Regions from separate parts of the Homo sapiens genome. Here region 2 is linked to region 1. Evidence: chromatin contacts called from ENCODE Hi-C or POLR2A ChIA-PET data. All regions are on one chromosome and are shown on one strand. Each heading gives the region's core, a stretch centred on a gene start or an enhancer-like site at or near the end of the contact. The rest is flanking DNA. Distances are from core to core; before and after follow the strand shown. Region 1 holds the start of LINC02551 (long intergenic non-protein coding RNA 2551). Region 2 has its middle 65 kb from the start of ADAMTS15.

Region 1 (3,749 bases), core at 582-3,081:
CTCAACACCAAGGTGATGATACCAGGAGGCGGAGCCTTCGGAAGGTGACTTGGTCTTGAGGGTAGAGGCCACACGCATGGGATGAGTGCCCTCATAAGAGGGGCCTAAGGGAGCTTGTTTGTCCCTTCTGACATGTGAAGTTACAGTGAGAAGATAGGGTCTATGAGGAAACAGGCCATCATTTGACACTGAACCTTGCTCTCTGGACTGTGAGAAATGTGTTTTGTTTTGTTTTTTTTTGTCAGCTACCTGATATGGTATTCTGTTATGGCAGCTCAGACACAGTCCTGCGTCTTTAGAACTCAGGGTACACTGTGTGCTCCGTCAATGCTCATGACCATTTGGTACTCACGCTGGAGTGTGGGGGTTCGGAATGAACACTGAGACCAGCCATGCAGCATCTGTCCTCTCTTTCTGTGAAAAGTGCCATTCTGTATGTGACATGGACCCCTAGCTTTAGACCCTACAGATCACAGTGCAGTGTCTTTCACAGAGTGAGTGTGCTGGGTACTAGTGATACTAAGCTGGGTGATAAACCCTGCTAGAGAGGTGCGGCCTGCATGGAGTGGAGAGTGTGTGACAAGGTGAAGCAGCCCAGACAGAAGTGCCAGCACCACCATCCACTAATTGGGTGACCTCAGCCATGCACCCGAGCTCTGGGCCTCATCTTTCCCATCTATAACATGTGGGCATGTACCTTTGTTTTGGCAAATAAATGACAATATATGCTTTTAGAAACTGGTGGCTACTAATCTTATGTAAAGAATGTGTGTATTTATCTTGCCAAATAAATATATGGTTGCTCTTCAATTTCGGATCATGACAAGTCGATATCATAACGAATTTGTTGTATTTCTTGGTCAGGGAAGAAGGAGAGAGAAAAAAACCAGTGCCTAGTGATGACGCCAAGTCAAGGTAAAACCTGGCCAAGGGTGGACCTGGCTCCAGTGTCTCTTCCAGTTCTCCTTCACCCTGGGGATTACTCATTTATCTCTATGAATGCAGATTTATGGACCTATAAATGAATATATGTGTTAGGGCCACCATTGCTTGTTGTAACTCCACAAAGCATGTTGACCACAAAACCTATTGAGGGCCATAGGGGCCCAGCCTGCAACGCAGCCCATCTGCTCCCTGCATCCTCATCCACCGCCTTCCTTACCACCGCCCACCCACATGCCAGCACTGCCGCGCGGCCTCTGCTCCGGCCGTCCCTTGGCCTACACTGCCTTTTCCTAATCTTTCCCAAGTTGACTCCTAACACCTTTTAAGACTGCCTAGAATCACCGGGAAGGCTTCGCTGGCCCACCCCTGCCCGCCCAGCTTCCCCAGGCTGGGGGAAGTCCTTCTTCTGGGGGCTTCCGTGTGCACCTCTGTGCCTCCACGTCCCTCCTCACACGGTGACTTTCCGATGATGCGCCTGCCTCCCCTGTCCATGGATAATGAATTCACCCAGGACAGGGCTTTGTCTTTTTCATTCCTGAATCCGAAGCTTACCTGCTACTAGAGAATTTGTGAATTTCCGTTGAACACGTGGAAGACCTAGGAAGCTGTGGGGGAGAAAGAATGAATGACTTTCTTCAAGGCCTCCTGGCAAAGCAGCAGTGCAGCGGGAACCGGAGCCGGAGGACGCTGGCTCCTCACCTAGAGCCCTCCCTTGGGTCAGGGTGGCTCTTCTCTCCCATACCTAGCGTCCGGCGCTTGGCTTTGTTTCCCGGAGTGGGTGGCACTGTTTGGCCGCCACAGGCACAGCATCGCCCCTAGGCATCGCCCTCCGCACCCGGGGATGCGGCGTCCCCAGCCTTGCCTTTCTTGATGGCTAAAGCAACAGCGCCACCTTCCGGCCTCAAGGCCACCGGGCGTGGCCGGACTTGGGAGACCTTGGGCGCCCTCTTGTGGAATTTCAGAAGTTGGGCTGCGAAAATGACTCCGTTATCCCCAGCTGACCATGAGGCCCGCTGGGCACTTCCACCTCTGAGGTTTGAGTGGTTCAGTGGGCCTGTGCAGGGAAACCCAGCCTAGAAAGCAAGCCTTTATAGCTACCTTGGTGTAGAAGATCAGAGGCATATGAGGTGAGAAACAGGTGACATGTCACGCTCCCTGGAGACAAAATGTCCAGAAAGCTCCTCTAGGCAGCAAATAAAGAAGTTATGAAAAGGAACCGTGGAGAAAAAAGAGGTGAAGGGAAAAGAAAGGGAATGTTATTCTGACCCACATGCCTCACCGCCAGGGCTGAAGTCACTACTAACAAGGCCATTTAGGAAGAGCAGGCTGGAGTTGACAGCCTTTCCCCAGGAGTCCTCTGGTTTCCAGGTCCCCCGGTTTGAAGCACTCAGGAACACACTCAGCCCCTGAATCTTCACTCAGTTCCGTGGTGTTACTGGCAATCGTTGGATATCCCTGGCTGGGGCTCAGCCTCAGCTCCGGTGTCAGCTACATAAGAATCTCAGCATCTTGGGAACGTGAGCTCAACTTGAAATACACTTCCCTGAAAGGATTACTTTGTTTTGGGACAAGGCTCATATCAATCTGTCCTGCCAAGAGATTACTGCTGTTAAACTGTTGGTTTTCACTGCTGTCAAACATAATCTTACAAGGAGAGAGAGGGGCAATCACCCTCAACACCCAGCTGCAAGAGAAGACTTTTGACTGGGCAGGACTTTTCCTGGCACTCTCTGGAGAATAAAAAAGGAATATGTAGAATGGCTGTTGTGTGATTAATGCTTACACCCACAGTGCGGCTGAGCCATTCCCAGGGGTGCACTGAGTGGGATCCCTCTACATGCAACGACCCTGCTGGCATTTCACAGGTGCCTGTGGAGAAGGCCCATTGAAGACCTGGGGCTGAAAGTGCAGCTCAACTTTGCACATATGCTTGGATTTCCTCTCTATTCCAAGGCAGACAGTCCTCAGGGTTTGGCCTAACACACAAAGGATGGGAAGAATAAAGAAACGATGTTCCAACAGTATTTCTGCAGATCTAAGCTACTGAAGGGATGCTGGACCAACCACGATAGATGCTTCCTTTTCCGCAGTGCCTCGAAAAACACTTAGGAGTGTGAAGGAGTGAAATTTTATGCTATTGGCCTTGTTCTCATTTACTTTTGATTATTATAAAATTATTCTAACGCAAAACCCATAAAAAATTGGTAACTCAGAATCTCGCCAGATGAACTGTTACATCGGACTACGCTCTAGGAAGAAGTATTAAAAATCAAAGATATTAACTTTCCAAGTGTTCATTTCCATCTGTTTTCCCTCTCTGGGACTCAGTTTCCTACTCTGTACAATTGGGACGGTGACCTACTTTCAAGGACCTTTATAGTTCAAACGCTCTTCGGTTCTGTGAAAAGAAGCCTTACATCATCCCATGGTGGGCTGCATGTCACATTATCACACAGAGTGGTCCTTGCTTTACAGAAAAATATTCATTTGCTCATTCATTCACCTATCCACTCATTCCACAAACAGTGAGCACCTACGATATTCCTCACACTGCTAAAGGCAGAGCTGTAGGGTGAGCTGTGAATAAAGCAAGGTCCTGGCCCTCATGGGGCTTGCATTCTTATGGGAACCACACACAGTGAAAGATTTAAACATATATAGTGTAACCTGAAGTGATGTAAGCCAGGCACAGAAAGACAAATACCACATGGTCTCACTTACATGTGAACTCTAAAGAGCTGAATTCATAGAAACACTGAATAAAATAGTGGCTAACAGGCTGAAGGGTTGGAGGATTGGGGAGA
Region 2 (3,734 bases), core at 493-2,992, 350 kb before region 1:
CATATTATGGCTGTATCTAGCCATAAATAGGTATATCTATAGATAAATTGATATCCTATCTATCTATCATCTATCTATTTATCTATCTATCTATCTATCCATAGCTATATCTATAGATATTGATTTCTATATTTGTCTCTATATATGCAAGCTGGAGACCCAGAGATGCAGGTGTGCAATTCTGTCTGAATTGGAAGGCCTGAGAAGCAGAGGAGATGATGTTCAAAGACAGGAGAAGAGGGATAACCGAACTCGAGAGAGAGAAAAGTTGGCCTTCCTCAGCCTTTTTGTTCTTTTTGGTCCCACAATGGATGGATTGAATGCCACCTGCCCACACTGGTGAGGGCGTATCCTCTTTACCCAGTCTGCTGCTTCAATTGCTAATTTTTTTTCAGAAACACCCTCACAGACACACCCAGAAATAATGTGTCACCAGCTATCTGGGTTTACCTTGGCCCAGTCATGGTGACACATCACATGAACCACCACAGCCTCTGCGCTAGATCACTTTGAGTGCATACAACTCATGGCAGGATCAAAATGCAGTTTCATATTTCTTGTGTCTCATTGTCCCTTTAAAATTATTCAGTGGGTGCAATATTGCCTGCCCACCCTAGAAGGAAACATGAGGTACATCCTGTCAACACTTTAAGTCCCTAATCTCAGTTCAGAAATGGCAATGTCCAGTGCAAGATACTAATAAACATTTGGAACTAGATTTAATATTCAGTCTTCCCGATTGGCTTTAGGCAAGAGCCACAGTGCAGTCTTCTGAGGAATGCCTGGAAGCCCCTTCTCACCAGACTTGGGGTAAGAAGGTAACCCCACATGGGAGAGGGGTGAGATCGCAGCTCATCCACGGCTCTCTCCACAGAAATCCTGAACCCTTCCCCACAACTCTCTGTCGACTTCCTGTATTACTGATCTGCCCAAATGTTCCAGGGTGGTGCAGTTTGTTCTGAAACATTCACTGTTTGAGGTCCCCACACTGGGACTGGTCTCATGCTCACAGTGGTCCCAATTTTTATTTTGTAGGCTCTTCTGCTGAAACTTTTATTTTGGTATCTTTTTATACATTTAATAGGCCCAGCATTTCAATTCTTTTAAAATTGTAGTTACACTCCCCCTCCCTGTCAAGTCCTCGTTGATTTCTTCCCTCTCTGCCCTCCTGACAAATGGCCAGGGTGTGGTTACCCCATAGCCCCTCTCTGAGGCTTACCTTGTTCCCTAAAACTTTGGAGAACTGGCCTCAAGGGATTCTGGAGTTTGTGGAGTTCTCTGTGCTGAACTCCAGACTCAGCAGGGGGTGTCACAGGTGGACGCTCAGTTTAGAGAGGACGTCACCAGAGCCTCAGCACAGAGGATGGCTGGATATCCGGTGTCTGGTCCAGGTCGGAAATAGGGAAGGCTGCACTTGGGAGGTCAGAAGGGGTAACATTGGAGAAGGCTCTTCTCCAGGCAGCTGGTTCCCTGGGCTTCCCCAAATGGCCTGGAGTTTTTGGGCTAATTTTCTGTCCCCACCTTGTGCCTGGGGAAGAACCTCAGTAGGGACTGTGAGGGGAGAAGAGGGCAGGTGGGTAGGAAGGAGAAGTTGGGCATGGAGCTCTTTTTCCAGACTGCCCACAGAAGCAGATGAATGGGCCCCTGGCTGGTTCCCATTGCCCCCGGCTCAGGATGTCTGGTCGTGAAAGTTGGCTGTAGCCTGAGCTCTGAGCTGGCCTGCGGAGGAGCCCTGCCCATCCTTCCCTATCTGGGTTGATGCCTGTGTGCTGGCTCAAACAGAGCTCACACCTAGTTCTCATGCTGGGGCTCAGGCCAAGTGGCCTCACTTCCCCTTCAGCCTCTTCATGGCTCCAGCTGATGATTTATGGCTGCCCATTGACTATTAAAATGGCTCAGCTCTCAGGAACATCTGCTGTGTGGTAGAGCAAGCTGTGTTGTTTGCAGGGACATATGGGCGGGCTCTTCTGGGGACAGATTAGGCTCATGGAGGGACAGATTCCTGGACTTTTGCTGCCTGGGGAAAGCCAGGCTCCCTACTAACTCAGCAGAGGGCAGACAGACCTTCTCCTTCCCTTCAGCCATTGCCCTACTGTGTGCAGGTTCCTGGGGCTCTTTCTGCTTGGCCCTCTCACCCCCAGCACCTGCCATCCTATTCCAGTTCTCATGGAGGGAGGGAGGGAGTCCAGATCTGTGGTTCTTAAACCTGGAGAGCTTGGGAAAACACAGATTGCTGGGACCTATCCTAAGAATTTCTGATTTAGTAGGTCTAGGGTCTAGAGGCCAATATTTTGCATTTCTTTTTTTGAGATGGACTGTTGCTCTGTTGCCAGGCTGGAGTGCAGTGGCGCGATCTTGGCTCACTGCAACCTCCGCCTCCCAGGTTCAAGCGATTCTCCTCCCTCAGTCTCCCAAGTAGCTGGGACTACAGGCGTGCACCACCACGCCCAGCTAATTTTTGTATTTTTAATAGAGACGGGGTTTCACCATGTTGGCCAGGATGGCCTCCATCTCTTGACTTCATGATCTACCCGCCTCGGCCTCCCAAAGTGCTGGGATTATGGGCATGAGCCACCGCACATGGCCCAATATTTTGCATTTCTAACAAATTCCCATGTGATGTTGATGCCATTAATAGGTCTGGGAGCCACACTTTGAAAACCACTGGTCTTGACCAAACCTGGAACTGGGAACCTCTCTTGTAAGGTAAGAGAGCCACCAGGGCTGAAGTGGAGGACTGATTGGCTCCGGGCTAGGAAGATGAAAGATAGATATGAGTGAGAAAGCTCTGAGATGCTGAGTTCTAAGCAGAGATTCAAAGACTCAGATTGCCAAATACCAAGTTGTTCTGGAGTATAGATCTCTTAGGATTCAGAGTGGGCTGGAGGCAAATTGCACAGATTGATTTAAGTGAGAGTCAGCTCCAGATCAGTCTCAGAACCCAAATAACAGAATCTGGGCAGAGAGCCCACACAGCTTGGTTTGTGGGCAGATGGTTGTATGCTCTTGCAATCTGGGTTCTGTGAGTGCATATGACCTGCCCAGTGAGCCCACAGGAAGAGTCCACATTGCAGATGTTGGGTCATCTGATAGAAGGACTGTCTACTAGACAGGCCAAGGGACTCCAATATTGGCTCCCCAACTCTGCTCCAGGGGGGGCTTCCTGCCTTTGGGCACCTTCTTCCCATCTCCCCTATCACCCCCACTCCTCAGAATGAATGGAGGTTCTGCTTCCTCATCACCACCTTCAGTGAAGGACCAGGTTCAAAGCACCTGTTCTGAATCCAATCTGCAGGTTCCTGAACAGGGGCCCAATGGCTTGACAAGGTGGCTGAGTCAGCTACCCGTGGGTCCCATTTCCATCACGAGCTCTTAGGAGGCAGATGTGGCCTCTGTCCCTGTTTAGCATAGTGCTGGGTGCAGTTCACGCTGAGGCTGAAAAAAGTGATGCAGTGATTTGAAGCACAGTGCTTGGGCTAGGGGGAGGAGGTGACATCTGAGCCAACACGGCTACTCATTTTTCAGCAGAGCTGAAGGAGCAGGGCAGGTTGGGCTTGGGCCGTGGACCAGCATAGAGATGGACATCTTGAAAAGTGACACCCTGCACTGAAATCCATCCTTGAACGCTTCCTGGCCAGGCAGCCTGGGAAGGCCATGTGAGGACACCCTCTTCCTGCAGAAGCTCCCTCTGTCCTCCTTCCTTGCTCCTCCCTTGTTGGTTAGGCTTTGGTAAT

What was found. Hi-C counts contacts between places; a loop is a spot of excess contacts on that map. ChIA-PET counts read pairs that join two places held with the same protein, here RNA polymerase II (POLR2A). Pooled maps may share reads with other maps.
Region 2: a loop to region 1 is called in a map of gastrocnemius medialis, with 3 times the contacts of the local background. The contact joins the enhancer-like site here to the promoter of LINC02551 in region 1. A Hi-C loop is called at or near these places in 1 of 168 maps with a recorded cell type or tissue (gastrocnemius medialis) and 6 of 50 pooled maps. POLR2A ChIA-PET finds 5 or more read pairs at or near these places in 1 of 52 experiments (PC-3).

The regions. Positions count from the first base shown.
Region 1 is chr11:130,860,279-130,864,027 of GRCh38, forward strand. It overlaps LINC02551 (long intergenic non-protein coding RNA 2551), which reads right to left and starts at 1,832. Exons shown (of 6, transcript NR_125383.1): 1 at 1,688-1,832; 2 at 1,498-1,550. RefSeq lists enhancers at 1,193-1,693, 1,694-2,194.
Region 2 is chr11:130,511,511-130,515,244 of GRCh38, forward strand. No RefSeq gene overlaps it. Among named protein-coding and RNA genes, the nearest start is that of ADAMTS15, 65 kb to the left of the region's middle. RefSeq lists an enhancer at 1-903. Within about 2 kb of position 1,743, at least 3 of the 41 ENCODE cell types and tissues checked have a DNase peak (open chromatin) inside an H3K27ac peak, as active enhancers do; they include gastrocnemius medialis, where a contact is called at or near this core.